Linked DNA regions of Homo sapiens: region 2 is linked to region 1. The links are chromatin loops, found by intact Hi-C in ENCODE. Cell type or tissue: MCF 10A. All regions are shown on one strand.

Region 1 (8,000 bases):
ATGTATGGATAAAAATGAATAATTACAGTAAAATCACAGAGCAGTAAAATTAGTGGCACTATGGTAATCTGTAGGAGACAGAATAGAGTCACTTTGCTACCCAGTCAATAACATTTACTGGGAAGATACTTTGCATACTATGTAAACTCTTATATCCCCCAGTTGTAGACTTTAATTATCCTCCTATATTTTCAATTCTCCTATATTTTCAATGATGCTTCTTAGAAATTTAAAAGAATGTGAAAGTTCAGGAGAACATACAAGTCAATAAAAGTCATTTAGGAAATTGGGCATCTACTAATTGCTAAGCACTGTGCTAGGTTCTAGGCAAAAATAAATAAGACATATTCCCTTCCTTTTCCTAGTGCACAGGTGGATAGGGGACCAGCCAGGTACACAGTGCAAGGAGAGCAACAGTAGAGGTATGTCCAAGGTACAGAGGTAGTGCACAGGGAGTGATTAATTAACTGTGGGTGTGGGGAGAAACAGTGGTGTCAGGATAGGTTTCTAAAGGAAGGTTTTTAAAGACCAACTCTGAGGCCATCAGGCAGAAAAGAGGAGAGGACATTCCAGGAAGACAGAACAGATGACACAAATGCACGGAGGAGTCAAGCAATATGGTGTGTTCGGGGAATTCCAAGAAAACGAACATCGCTGAACCTACAGTGCTTGTGGGAAACAGAAGAGTAAACAACTCTTGGAGGTTATGTTTGTGAGGTGTGGAGTGGCATAACCAAAAAAAGCATTGAGCTGACCCTTGCTGGGTCTGACAGTTTATGTATATGCTGATGGCTATGAAGACAAGTATAAGTTAAATTATCACAAGGACTTTTCAGTCCTTCTATGACAATATATACAATGTAAAAGGCAACAGCTTTAAGCAGTTTTAAAAATACGATATATCGTTTCTTTTGAGGATCTTGTCCATTTCAGTGATTCTATATTTTAAGTAGTGAATGTTGACACAATAAAAATTCACCTTGCCAGACAGGCAGGCAATCAGGACCCAGTTTATTTGTGACAAGGACTGATTATTCTTTCCTGATGGACATTAACCTTGTTTCTCTTTAGCTGAGACTGCTCTTTGTTACCTTACCGAACTGTCTATCCTGTAGTTTTCCTGTGTGGCTAAATGAAAGATTGTAAATAGCCTTGTAGTACCTAAAACAAAGTATGCAAATAATTATTGACTGGCCAAGTCTATCAGACATTGGATACATCTAAAGCACATGATATAAAGACATGTGCAGTTTTAAGAGTTTACTATTAATCTGCTGAATCTGTCACATTTGATAAATTCTTTGTTTACAAATGACTGCAATCTGTTAATGCTCATTTGTATGAATTCAACATGTTTTCCACTTTGCTCTTTAAAAAGAATGCGTAAGACTGACTGCCGCTAACTATTAGGTGAAGAATATTCCCCTAGAACAGCACAGCATGGCATGTGGTAGAATGGTGCCCAACAAGCATTTATTGGGTGCCACTCTACCACAGAATGAATTATTAATAGCTTATAATCAAGGCCTTTGATTCTTAAGCAACTAAGCCTTTTTATTCTCAGCTTTGACCATATGGAGAAGTACTGTCCAACAGAGAGATAATGTAATGTAAACCACATATGTAAGTTTATATTTTTTAGGATCTGCATTTGAAAAAGTAAAAAAGAAACAGTTGAAAATGATTTAATAATATATTTTATTTAACCTAATATATTAAAATATTGGCATTTCAATATGAAATGGTTATAATATTTATAAAGAGACATCTTACTCTCTTTTTTTTCCTACTATTTGAAAATGTGGTGTGCATTTTATATTTATAGCACATCCCAATTCAGGTAATACATTTCCATGAGAAATACTTAATCGGTATATAGATTTCAGAAAATTTACAGTTGAAAAAGTAGATTCATATACTTAACATACTTTCAAACATAACACAATTTTTTCAGTCACTGAATCAAATCGGTTTTTAAGTGTAAATTATTTGAAATTGAGTCAAATTAAAAATTCAAGCAACATGTCAAGAGCTCAGTAGTCACATGTAACTGGTACTGGACCCGGTAGTTCTAAAAAATTCTACTCCATAGGGCTGACGGTAGGCAATGCTCTTTTCCCACTTTTCACTGTAGGTTTAGCACCTTTTAGATCTTTATTTCCCTTTTGTTTTGTCAGTACTTCAATTTTCTTCCAAAACTTTCATTACCCTAACACATTAAGTTAGGAACCTGTGAATTGAACATGCCACATTTGGTTAATAACCCAAAAAAAAATTACTCAAAGCCTTAAAATATTCCCTTTGTCATTTCTCCATAGTCACAGACACAGAAGCTATATATAGTAACACAAAAAAATTTTGCTCATGAGCATTTTCATTTCTAAGGACTAGGGTTAAACAGTATTGACTCCATCACAATAATGCCTCATGTCATTTTTTTTTCCTCTCCCATGTTTAAGGATCTACTAATGCCATTTTAAGGGGAGAAGAGCTCATATAGGGACAGACAGTATTTCCTTTTGAAAAACATAGTGACTTTTTTTTTAACCTGGGCAAAGTGCATTTTCACTTAGTTTTCACTACATACCAAGCTTAAAATTGTTAGGTATTAATAAGGATTATTTGAATGGCATTTTCTTTTGGATAGAATTGTTCTATCCAAAAAAACAATTTGGCTAGCTAGAATTATGGATTCGAGCTACCTAGTAATGACTCTCTTTGAATGTAGTTTCACTGTTAGAAGTGTTCTTGGGGATTGACTTAAACAATAAATATCCCTTCCTATTATTATGTGATATTCCGTAAATTTCAATATGTGAAATAGTGAGCATTGTGTAGCAAATATAGCTAAGGGATTTGTCCATGGCTTTTAACAGACACTTTAAAATCTGTGGAAGCCACTGTGCCAGAATCTGGGGCTCTCCTTTAAGCTCTGTCTCGAATTAGCCATTATATCTTATGGGGTGAACCTATGGTTTTTGTGACTGGTGCAAGATTGAACAGCACCACATATTTCAGTTATCTTCTTCTGTATCTTATTAACCTGGTGCATCTGTGATCTTGAACAAGTTAACTTAGTGGAATTTTGTAAAATGGAAATAAATATGCCTGTCAGGGTCACCACGATTATAAAGATAGAAAAATATGTGAGTATACTTTAAAGAGCAAAATACATACTACCAGCTGAAGGAATGATTCATATTCCAATGGGGCTGAACGCCTTTTCACAGCTACTTGTTTATTGCTAGGTTAACTCAGGTACTATTGCAACACTAGGTACCCTTGTGTGGCTGCAGCAGTCAGTGATGCCGCTGACACTGTGATGGCAGCCCCTACAGGCAGCCGTCGCAATAGTTAACCAGAAAATAACCAGAAAAATACAGGATTATGCCCTTGCAACTTCAATGTATCTTGGTGATTCAGGATTTTCTGCAGAGGGCACGTAAATGCTTGACATTCTCAGTAACACATCATAGTTCAGGAGGCAGCATTGCAGTTCCGCTGCCTAAATTCTGTTTGAGAAGTGGTGATGACCACCAAAGGGATCTTGTTTTTTTTTTTTTTTTCATTTGCTTTGTGAAATTGGTAAGTGGTTACAAGAGAAAATGCTAAAGAAATAAGTACACAGATGGTGTTCTAGAAGTGAATATAGACTGGGTGAGAATTGCTTCTTTCCTCAAAGGATTTTTGTGTTTGCTATTTTCAGGTCTTTTGGACCCATGCTTCAAGGGTCAAGTGTTAACTTTTCAGAAACAACCTTTAATGAGTCAGGATAAAAACCATCTGGTTCAGGGATTCTTCTTTCAAATGGAGGAAATTCAGAAGAGACGAGAAATTTCCCACCATTATAAGAATTCCACTGGAGGCATACTGAAGCAGCTCAGAAAATCAATGTATCCGCTCCTATCTTTCATTCCTTTTGTCTTCCTGCCCATCCATGAAAGGAAGTGAAAAAGAAATGTTGCAAAGAAGAATAGAGAGACGATAAGGTTTTCGTTCTACAGGCTGAATGTGCAAAATGTAAGCTCTCAAATGAGATTAAAAAAAAATGCAGCCTTGCTTATAAAAGGCGAATGGGTCCTGGACAATGCACTACAGACGCGGGTGCCTACAGGATGTCTTGAGGCAGGTGGGTGGAAGTGTGAGGAAGCCACCTGGAAGAGGGAGGACAGGGCCCAAATCAGACACAGCTCTCCATCCTCCCTAAACAGGCTCGCCTAAGTGACACTTCCTTGTGTCCCAGGAAGTGACGATCAGCCAGTGTAGATGTTGTGACTCGCGGGTCTCACCCACTCCGAGGGTGCTGCAGGGCGCCCAGAGCGAGACGTCTTCCGCCGGCCCCATTCCCGAAGAGGCCGCGCCGTCGGGGGCTGAGACCCACTTGTACTGAGTCTCCAGCCGCCTCCCTAGGCTGCTGGCGCTTCTAGGGGCTTCTGTGCTTTTTGCCAAACTCTGAGGGTGACCCTGAACCTAACGGCTCCCTAGAGAAGGAGACTGACAGAGGGCTCAGGCGAGGATAGGGATTGAGAAAGCGTGGAAACGGGGGAGGAGGAGTAGAATTTAAGAATGGTAAAAGTCCCGAGGTAGGAGAAAAGGAGGGGTAGGATCCAGGGTAGGATTGAATCCAATTCTTCTCCAATGAAACGGACAAACAAACAAACAAACAAACAAAAACAGAAAGAAAGAAAAAGAAAAAAAAAAGCCACTGATTCACATCAGCTCTCTCTCACCCTCAACCCGGCAAAAACCAAACACGAATAAAAATAAAACCACCAGAGGCTCTTAGACGACCGTAAACTCTGCGGGTGGGGCACGAAACAAAAATAAACACAGGGACAGGCGGGCAAGAGAGCGCGGGAGGAGGAGGAGGAGAAAAAGGAGGAGGAGGAGGAGGAGGAGGCGGCCCCGCATCCCTAATGAGGGAATGAATGGAGAGGCCCCCTCGGCTGGCGCCCGCCCACCCGGCGGCGGCCGCCAAGTGCCTCTGGGCGCTGCGTGCCGCGCCCGCTGCTCCGCGCGCAGCCGGCTCGGGCCGCTCCTCCTGACTGAGGCGCGGCGGCGGCGGTGGCTGTGACCGCGCGGACCGAGCCGAGACATTCGCGCCGGGGGATCGGGCGCCGCCGCCGCTGGGCCCCGGGCGCGTGGATGCGGCTGGGTCGGGCGGCGCCGTACACCTGAGGCGGAGAACGGGGCGCGGCGCGGGTGACGCTGTCAGGGCCGCGGTTCCTGACGCCCAGGCGCTCGCCAGGACGAGCCAGGCAGTGATTTGAGGCACCGGCTTCACCTTCACCCATGGTCCGGAGAGCCTAGCGGGGCTCGCCACCGCCTCCCGGCTCCCCTTCCACGCCTCATCCTGCCAGCCTCGCCGCCCCGCCAGCGCCGGGCAACCGCCTCGCCCGAAGCCCTCCCTCGTTACTGTCCGCATACCCCGGCGGCGCCGCCGCGGGAAGCGGCTCCCCCTCCTCTTCCTCCGCGTCCTCTTCCCTCTTTCCCCCGCCGGGGCCGCTTGTTGCACCGCCCCGCGGCCTGCGGGAGCCGCTCGCCCCGGCCTTGTGCTCGCGTCCGCACCCCTTTCCTGTCGCCCCCCGGGGCCCGCACCACAGCCCGGCCGGCGAGACCCCGGCCAGACCCCGCTGCCCGCACAAAATGTCGGCCCGGACGCCATTGCCGACGGTGAACGAGCGGGACACGGAAAATGTGAGTAACCGGAGCCTCCCTCGGGAGCAGTGGGGGCGAGACCCTCCTCTGATCCCCACTTCACCCGCGCTTGGGCCGTCCCCCGTGCCTCGGCGCGGCCACCCGCGGCAGGGTCTCCACCTGGAGCCCGGCGTGACCCTCACCCACTGCTCAGCCCTATTCTTCATTCCAACCCCATTTCGCTTGTTTCCCCTCAAGGGTGAGGGTAGGGAACCGTAAGTGGCGCCCTCTCGCTCGGAGGTGGTCCTCCAGGGGCGGATGGGGTGATGGAGGGCAGAGAAGCAGAATGGGATGGCAGAGTGGGCAGTCAGGATTGCTTTATTTCTACCTCTGCATTCTGTGCCCCCACCCGAATGAATGCTTGCTTTACAATAGCAGACGAGCCGGCTACCTCTCACACTCTTGCTTTTCTGGATCTTTCAATCCTTTGCACTCTCCCCTCCTCCCCCCGCATTGCCCCATGACTTTGCTTTTTGTAACATTGTGTCCACATTTTGGGTCATGGGCACCAAAGCGAGAAGGATGGGAATGGAAGTGGAGATGTGTGCGTGTTTGTGTATGAGTTTATACTGCTGTGACACTCTTAGTAGGGATGAGTAGAAGAATTTCACGAACAGCATCTATGGCCCTGGGGTTACAGCAAAATGTTGAAAAGCCACATGAAGCCAAGGGCTTTTTAATCTCTTCCTTAAGTCAGTGATAATGATGCAGGGCAGGTTTTACTTTAAATATCTCTCCTCCTTGGAGTGTCACAAGGTGCACATCTTTAAAGGAGGGATTTTCTGTGTCTTTGATCAGATTGCCCTCTGGAGCTGTTATCAAGATGCAGATGTGCCGGGCTTTTAAACTCTTGAAAAACGAAAAGAACAAGATCCCTTGTATTTCCACCTTCTGAAAAGTACAGTTGTGTGTGTGTGTGCAAGTTCCTTTGTGGGAAGGTTTTCTTGTTTTTGTTTTTGTTTAAAACACTCAAGACCTGTAAATAGGGCTTGGCTGATTTTCCGACTGATTTTAAGGACCTAGAGGGGTACTAAGTTTTGGTCAGCTGTCCAGAGCTCTCTGTCTAGTTATCTCATCAGCCGTCCAGCTTTTGATATACCACTGACTTCATGGGGTTGGTAAAATAAAATAACGAAGCGCTTTGGTGTTCTTAGACAAAAGGCATGAGAGAAAGGATACAAGCTCACTTCTGAGTTGTTGGAGGGGTATAAACAGATGATTTCATCTTAGGAGGGAAGCACAGAAATTTAATATAACTATACAAAGAGAGAAGAAATTCTACTAAGAGACCATTGTTAGAGGACCTGTGAAGATGTTTCAGAGTATGCTTTTGTCTTCCCTAGCGCCGTGCATTTAAATGGGAAAGATAGTGTAAGGCTGCTGCTATCATAAATTAGAACTTCATTTGCATCATAACTATTTTAGAAAATATAATTGATACATAATTTTGATTGAGAGATTGAACAAGTTCAGAGAAAAAGATGGATATTTTGGTTTGAGTTGGTTTTAAAGCCGAGTTGGCACAGAATTTTTCTAACAGGAACATTAAAAAAATGCCTGTCATTCAAGAGTGTGAATGAAAAGTATGACAGATGATAACCTTTGTTTTTATTAGCAAATTACTGTATGTGTTAACCCAGGAGGAGTGGAAAAATACATTGTTTTTATTTTCTTTTAGATTTTGAATAGTATAGCTTTTCTCATACTTGTATGAATAAGGTACTTCATAAAGACATGAGATATAATTATAGAAATATGCATTAAGGAATAGCACAAAATGCAGCTTCTCATGTAAGAACACACAAAAAAGGATTTTAAAGCTAAGCAATAATAGTATGATAAATTTTGTTGTGAGTACCTTCTGAAAATGATTATGCTGTATAAACTGATTTGCTGTTTCTGAACATGTTATTTCAAAGTCACTTTTATGGTCTTGTGCCTTATTGTGTTGTACATAATGATATCTCCATTTAGCTTACTTTACCCACACCTTATTTTCTCCTAATTGCTGTGGAAAATATCTATTATATGACACCTGTCAATTAATAAGTATGCACTCAGCATGTTCATTTTTTAGGTAAAGGGTTGGGAAGGGGATATAGAAGTAGTGTTTAAGATAAAGTCTCTCCCTGCAAGGAGCTTACAGAAGAGATAATAATCCCAAACAAGTAATGTATGGTAGAAGACATTGTGTAAATAGGGCTAAATTGGTTTATAGGTGTTATAGGTGTTTATCAAAGAGGCCACCACTGATGGCTACGAAATCACCATTGGTGACTCTCTTTATTCTCTAGTTGGTAGTA
Region 2 (8,000 bases), 160 kb before region 1:
AATCAACTTGAGATGAACATGAAGGACTCCCGGAAGGTTCTGTAAGTTTGGTAAGGCATTTTGTTGGGGGCAGCACTAGCCCTATAAAACATTACAAACCCACATATACCAAAAACACACTCTTGCTAGGCCTATACAATCTCAGGAGGTGTTACTAGCTGAATATTCTCACATGTGACCGCTATATCATTTTAGGGATCTGTTAAGGTTGAAATTAACTCAGCCTCCTTTGGAAATGTTTGTTTGTGGCACAAATGTCATTAAAGTAGGCAATGGAATCAAGAGTCATCTAATGCAAACTTCTTCTCTATGAAGCAATTTCTTCTACAATCTTTTCTCAGATAGAGTTTGAAGGACACCCGCTCAAATTGGGACAGGTCTCTCACTTTCTTCACAAAGTGACCCATTTCCTTATAGGATGGATGACTTTAGTCTAACATTCTCAAGGGTATTTCACAGAGGACTTGCTTCAGGAGACATTAAGAGATGAGTCATGAAAACTAAATTAATAAATAAAAGAAGAGTTTGATTCTGTGGTCAGTTAAGTTTGGGACAGCTTCTTGGAGAAATTTAAAGCATACTAACACATTAAAGGATTTGACGAATCCAGCAATGAAGAAACCTGCTTACTTTGACTAACTCTAAGATCCCCAGACTTACCCATGGCTATTAGCATTCAGCTGGAGAGTAGCCCGTGGGGAAATAATCTAGGGGAAAGCTGTCTTAATTGTTGGAAATATCCTCATTTATTGCATAAAATTAGTCTCCCTGTAACTGTCACCCACTGGTTCTACTTCCCTCAGGAGTTACTATGAATAAGTCAAATCCTTGCTCCAAAGGTCAGCCCCTTGGCTAGAAGAAGCTAACATGTTCCTCAAAGGTTCTCTGGACCAGAAAACAAAAACAAAACCCAGCTTCAGTCACTACAACTGCACCTTGTCTAAGATCACGCTATCCTCTGTAGTTTGCCCCAGCCCCCTTAATGTGGGCTGTCCAGACCTAGGCACAATTCCCCAGATGTGGTTTTACAAATGCAAAATACGTATTCTTTCCCCTTGATCTGGACACCACACTGGGGCTGGTGCAGATTGTATTTACTTTCGTAGCAGCCCTGTTAGCTGTTGTTTCTTTTTAAGTTAGTGGTCAACCAAAAGCCTCCCAGCCTTTTTCCCTTGACTGATTGCCAAACCAGTTCTCCCTCATTCTCTATTCATAGGGTGGGTGTGAGGACATACTGCTTCCTGCCTTGTCCTTTCTCAAGCTTCACAAACAAACAAGGCCACTTAATTCCTATTGGCTGGCTCAGCCCCTCTCTGTATTCTAAAACCATTTCAGACCCTGCGTGGAGAGACATCTGCAGACCCAAAATCCATCACTTGTCAGCGTTCCTCAGCCTTGTTGCTGACCTCACTCTGATTTGTCCTCTAGGGACCAAGCCTTTGGCTCTTGCTTTTTTGAGACCACATATCAAGTCCCAGAGTCACTGCCTGATTTCTTTCCTGAATACTGTCTTTCCTAGTTACTCTTGGATACCTGACTGGTGACTGCTGAAGAGCAAGCTGGGAGAGCCAGCAGCGTGCATACTTTGCCAATGCCACGTGCAGCCACCTTCTAGGCAGGCACCTTTCATCCTGTTTAGACCTCTCTGTTGCTGGCTACATATCTATCTCAACCTTTGCCTGTTTTCTTGTAGGAATCCTGCTCCCTCTCTCTGACACCTGTGGACTTCTGTTATGAATGGCAAATACATAGCACATCTGCCATCCTTCCCCTCTCCTTCATCCATCACAGATTTTGGTAATCAGCCTCAGCACTCTTTCCAATTCAGCCTGGACACTGTCTCAGATACTTCCGTAACACTGTGCTCCAGGTAGCCTTGCCCCGTCAACTGGAATTGTTATGCATGTTGAAACCTATTTGCTATCCTGGGCTATACCATTTGCCTCCAAAAAGTAGGCCTATCCTTACTGTGTTAGTATTGTTTTGGATATAACTTGTTTAGTATTTTCATAACTTCTAGCTTAATCTAGAAGGCTTTATGCATCCTGGTATTGTTCTGTCAGGACTATGCCTCTCTTTCATGTAGGTAATGGTTAAGAGCACGGGCTCTGGAGTCAGACGGTCTAGCTTCAAATCCAGATTTGGGAAATCTACCAATTGTATGACCTTGGCCAATTAACCTTGTGAACCTCAGTATTCTCATTTGTAAAATGGGTGTAATAAGAGTACCTACTAAATATAGTTGCCTTAAGGATTGAATGTGGAAATGTTTATACAGAGTTTAGCACGGTATCAGGTATACATTAAGAATTTAATGCAGCAAATATCAACTAAACACACACACACACAAATTACTTGTCCCAGCCCCACTTAAATCATCATTGAGATTGTTTGGGATTACATTATTAGAATCATATTTAAATTACTCTGAAAACTTTCACCTTCTATTAACCATGATCCCCTTTAGAACTTCCGGGCTTAGTATTTTCCTTATGTTGTCTCTGAGAGCCTGACTTCCGTTCTCCCTGCTAGGCTATCCCCAGGCGTTTCCTTCCTTGATTCATGAACTCTAAGATGACTAGATCACCAGGTCGGCCCCAAGTATTATCTGCTGTATCAGCAATTTGGCCATGTTTGAGTCCAAATAGTGATTCCTCTCTTCACTCTTTCTGCCTTCTCATTGAAGCCACCCTAAAAATAGAGAGCAGTTCCCTCAGGGCAGATAGATTTGTGCAATGTATGTGTAATGCAAACCAAATGTTAGGATCAGGCCCAGCCACTCTGGAGCCCATTTGTCAAAAACAAGCAAGACTTGAGGCACTTTCTCTAAAGCACAGTAGCCAAATCTTCCACATGGAGTCAGTTTAAGCTGAGCCAGTGGCAAGTGCTAGGAAACTGCATTATCCCAGGCTGGCTAGCTCTGTCTCTCCCTAGGTTATTTTCAGAGGTCCTGGCACTTCCAATTAAGGGGTCATTGCGAGTGCACTCACTGAGTGCATGTGAAAGGGATCATATTCCCAAGATGAGGCTGGGAGAAGGTATTAGTCAGCAGCTGTGAAAGCGGCTAGCAGGCTCACAGGGCCGGGAGCACACATTACTGTAGGATTGATCATGCCACCTACACTCTCACCTCACACCCTCTCAACACACCCACACCAGGCTCTCTTTTTTTGTCTCTGATTCTAAGAAAGGCTCAGGATTAAAGGAACACAAGCTGATTAACCAGAATCCTGGTCATTCCAGGTCCTGGGAGAGGGAGTGACAAGGTTTACTCAGAATGGCATGACATGGGCAAAGATACAGGGAAGACCAGGTCCCAGATATCAGAAACAGGACCCAGAGTGGGCACTGGTCTTTGGAAGTGAGGCAGAATTTTAGGTCCCGAGGTTGGACAAGTGGCGAGTGTGAGTGTGATTGGTTCTGACTCTTGATTAGGCAGAGATACTTTAAATCTCTCCTACTCCAGCATAGGCTCTGCAGATGGAGATAAGCCTGGGCCAGGTAAGAATCAAAAGTCCCCTGCTATGGGAATAAGAGGGGACCCCAGACTAGGAACTGGGCTGGACCTCAACTATGGCACCCTGGCCTATACCAATTCATTTTGCTATGTCTTGTTTGTGTCAGCCCCAGTGACTCTTCGAGGGCAAGGGACATTCTTAATGTTGGCTGACAGGCACCTGTCACTCTATCCCTCTCCACCTCTCCAGGTTACACTGCTGTGATTAAAAGTAGTGTGAGGCCAGGGAGTCTGAGGATTCAGGTGAATTTAACAAAGTCAGGCAGGTAGTTACCTGAGGTGACAGACAAATATGCTGAGAATCCAGGACTCGAAAAACTGAAAAGATAAGACAGATGGGGTAGGTAGAATGTGGCAAGTCCAAGGAGAATAGCAAGGCTCAGTGGTCTTAGCTATGTCTGTAAGGTTACAGTGGCCCGGAGGCTCAGGGTTCCACAGGTAGAGGGGTCTGAGGCAGTGGTCCCAGAGAGCAGGAATACAAGCAAGCCCTGATCGCAGGCAGGATGCAGTGCTCTTCTTTCATGCTCCCTTACGATTAACCACAAGGTGGTGTAGGTGGCCCTGAGTGTAGGTGGGTGTAGGTTGCCCTGGGTCCTTGGGTAAGAAATTGCCAGAAACCTGTGGGTGCACCCTGCTTCTGAAGGAATAAAGACAGAGGTTCCAGTATAGCTGGAAGGTCTCCTACAGTCAGTGTGTGACTGTTGTTGGACTAGATACAGAAGTCCTCTTGGCCATGGAACATTTTGTTTGCCCAGGCGCCAAACTAGTATATGACAGTGGATCAGTCACCTGGGGGCCCAGGGGCTTTGTTCATATTTGTAAGAGGTTGATGGAGAGGCCCTGAAGTGGTAACACAGGCTGGAGACTCTATGGACTTTGGGATTTCATCAGAAGGATCATGGGATATGGAAAGCACTAAGGAGTATCTGTGCAAAGCTTTGAACTCTCCTTTCACTGTCTTTATGTCAAGCATCACTGTTATTTAGGAGCTTTGAGATCCCCATATAAGAGTCTTTTGTCAAGTTAAAAGTTAGAAGAATAGTAATAAACACTGCTTTTGGGGAAAGTTGTGGCAATTTGAAGAGCTGCTGATAAAATAGTTGTCATCTTTCCGTTCTCTGAGCCCTATGTATTAACTGGCTACTTCAGGAAAATTTGCACCAAGTATGGAAGACAGCAATCTGAACATCAACTTCTACAATTTAAAACTTTCTGGAACTTTCTTTTCCTATCCATTTGTTGTTTAGCTAACATTGTTGGTTAGTTCCTTATACATATTTACCAGAAATAAAAGGGATCCAGAAACTTCTGAGAGGGATTATAAAGCAGGTCTGCTATCTCTCCTCTCTCCTGTAAGTTGAGAATCAGCTGAGATTTCCCAGAGGAAAATTAATTCCATTTTTGATGCTTCTGAGCAGCCATAATGCTGGAAGTGTGAGTGTGTTCATCTGAGACGAGGTCAAGCCTTGCCCCTTCTCATTTGCCCTCCTTTAATTCTTCAGCGGAGCCCAGGATTTCAGGTTCTGGCTGACAACAAGTACCCCTACTCTCCCATGCCTTGCCTCTGCTTTGAGCAAATAAACCTAAGCCGAGCTCTGCCCCGACCAAGCTTCCCCATCGGTGGCCACTTTTTCTCACCAATTTCATTTGTATAACCCCTGGCTCTCCGGAGCATGGTATTGTGCATGGGGCTAGTGATGCTTGTAGACCAAGGCTGAGCTGCTTTTGTTATTTACATTCAACTGAACAACCACTTAACAATAATTCATCTCTGGGTTTAGTGAAACGATTAAAATGGGGTCATTGTCCTCATGGAGCTCATGACCTGACCCCTGTTGATAGCATCTGTGGCTCTGGCCACAGGAAGGTGCATAATGGTGCTATCCCTGGGCTGCCACTGGATGTGTTCTGTGACCTCCTTTGCTGGCACTCCTGGAGTCAGAGGTACCATGTGTAACTTTCTGTCAACACAGCCTCACCCATGAGAACACTAACACCACCTGACCTTGCGGTTACTTTGTTCCAGGCTTTCTCCTCCTTCTTCTAGGGTTCGAGCTTTCTCAATCTTTATCCAGGGCCTCAGCTCTTGAATAGCCCCTGTGGGAAGCTCCTTTCTGTGTTAGCAGGCAGCTCACTTTCTCTTGGAATATGTTGGCAGAAGAAGGGTTTAGCAAGTAGGAGGGAACCCTCGTCATGTTACTACATTTCTGTGTCCATGATGTGACTTGAAATATTAATCCAATTTGTTGTGCAGGAACCCTGGATAGCAACTCCTAATCTTGCCTGAATTTCAGTAAAATGTGGGGGAACCCAGTGATCCCATATAGATTGATGGCAAAGAGCTTATCAGGTAATTTCCTAATATCCAGGCACTGGCCCATTGTCACTTAGCATCTAATCTGTTCCTTGCTCCCAGGATTCAAGGAAATATTCCTGATGATATCTCTATTTTCTCTTCCTCCAGATGGGCAGTCCTCTTCAAAAAGCTCATAAGCAGTTCTGGCTCACAGGTGTCTTAAAATTGTAGCATTGCCGAGTTAGCAAAGAGTTAGAAACATTTATATGCCTATCTATAGGAACATCCTTGTCTTAGTCCATTTTGTACTGCTATTACAGAATGCCACAGACAGGGTAATTTATTATGAACAGAAATATATTGGCTTATGGTTCTGGAGGCTGGAAAGTTCAAGATCAAGGGGCCAGTATCTGGAGAGGGCTTCTCTTGCTACATCATCCCATGGTGAAAGGGCAAGAGAGGGCAAGAGAAAGATTGAGAAGAGGGCCAAATTTATTTTTTATAAGGAAACTACTCCAGCAATAGCAACATTAAATTCATTCATAAGAGCAAAGCCCTCATGAACTAATCATGTTTTAAAGGTTCCACCCCTTTATACTTTTACAATGGTGATTGAGTTTTCAACACAAGCTTTTTGGGGTACAGATTCAAACCATTGCAATGGTTAAATTCAAAACAACCTATAAAATGATATGCAGCGATTTCAAAGAGTGAAGTAGATCTATAGACACTGATGTGGAAAGACATTATGGTTATGTTGTTAAAAGTAAACAAAGTTTTATAACAGTTTATAGTATGATCCCATTTTGAGAAAGTTCTGTATATCAAACTGTAATTCAAATATACATCAAACTCTATAATGCAGTGATTATTTCTGTAAGAGAGATGAGTTTACTGGAGACAAGCATTCTGCTTGGCGTATATTGCTGTATTGATTGAGTTTTATAAGCATGTGTTAGCTTTATGATAAAAAACTCAACACATCTGAAATTATGTCAAAATATGGTGTGTTCTCATTTCATTAAATGAATAAATGAATAAGCTATGGTTCATACATAGAAATATTCCTTCCATATACAGAGAAGAGGTCTCTGAAAAACCAGTGAAAACTGGGCATGTTGAGTTGTTGTATCAGTTAGGGTTTTTGGGTGAAAGTAACAAAGACCCACCTTAAATGAGAAACAGGAATGTATTGGGAGAAAACTGAAGGAAGGGTTGAGCAACCTGGCCTCAGGGAGAACTGGACTGAGGTCAGTTGCTGGGATCTCAGTATAGGAGCCCACAGACCATCACTATGTGTCTAGGGTAGTAGGAACCATGGGACACAACCACTGCATGACTCAGCAGCAACAGCATAGAAGTTCTGTGTCTCTGATTAGGATCCAAATTCCCAGGAAAGAGAATCTGCTTGGCCAAGATTGGATATTTCCACCCTGTTAACCCAGGTGGGTGAAGAGGACTGTGATGTGTGGCCCGCCATGGGACTTCACGCATCAGAAAGGGAGTTCCACTGAGGAAAGGGCTGCTGTTTCCTTAAGGTGAGATGAGATGTAGAGCAGATAAAAATCAACAGATTTCTACTGTAATTACTATTTTGAGCAATGGCATAAAGTTGTACTGAATCAGCCATATTCTCTTGCCTGTTGTGACCCATAGCAAGTATTTTTGACAGAAAAATGAATAGAGAATAGTAATAATATCATCCATGACAAAATGATATAACTGATGTCAATTAGCTCATGAGACTTAGAGCCACGACATTGGCATCATTAATGTTGTGCTTGAACTGATCTAGTTAATCATCCATGGATAATATGCCCCACTCACATGCTCCCTGGTGGTCCCTGCTCCCCACAGGTCTAGCGGAACAGGGCAGTGCTCTAACACTGGTGTCAAGCTGGTGAGAGGCTACCTCCCAGGGTTTCCTTCTGACCATTTAATGTCAGGCAGTGCTCAGGAGTATGAAAGAAATCAGGCAATTTTCACAGCTATAAAGTAATGGGGTCAGACCACACGATCTGCAAATTCTTACCCAGCTCTGACGATCATGTTTAATTCCTCAAAAAGTTGTCAGGCTCATGAATCAGAGCTGTATTAAAAGTAAAATGCCATTCAGCATATCAGCCTCAGATTTGTTTTGGAGTTTGATGCAATTTTATATTCACATTTTGCTGACTTTTTAGATCA

Evidence for each region. Peaks named below come from ENCODE experiments on the same cell type or tissue, not always from the same donor. Only the 100,000 strongest peaks of a DNase experiment are listed, where the experiment ranks them.
Region 2: it touches region 1 in a loop (5-fold over the local background); 7 of 110 quality-filtered maps call a loop at or near these places.

What each region holds. Positions count from the first base shown.
Region 1 is chr1:220,523,177-220,531,176 of GRCh38, forward strand. MARK1 (microtubule affinity regulating kinase 1) reads left to right here and starts at 4,960. Exons shown (of 18, transcript NM_018650.5): 1 at 4,960-5,697. The coding sequence starts at 5,647. RefSeq lists a silencer at 5,024-5,323. In MCF 10A, a CTCF peak has its summit at 3,309; DNase peaks (open chromatin) are centred at 3,295, 4,915 and 5,285.
Region 2 is chr1:220,367,511-220,375,510 of GRCh38, forward strand. No RefSeq gene overlaps it. Among named protein-coding and RNA genes, the nearest start is that of RAB3GAP2, 99 kb to the left of the region's middle. In MCF 10A, no CTCF peak of the experiment used is centred here; DNase peaks (open chromatin) are centred at 2,731 and 3,031.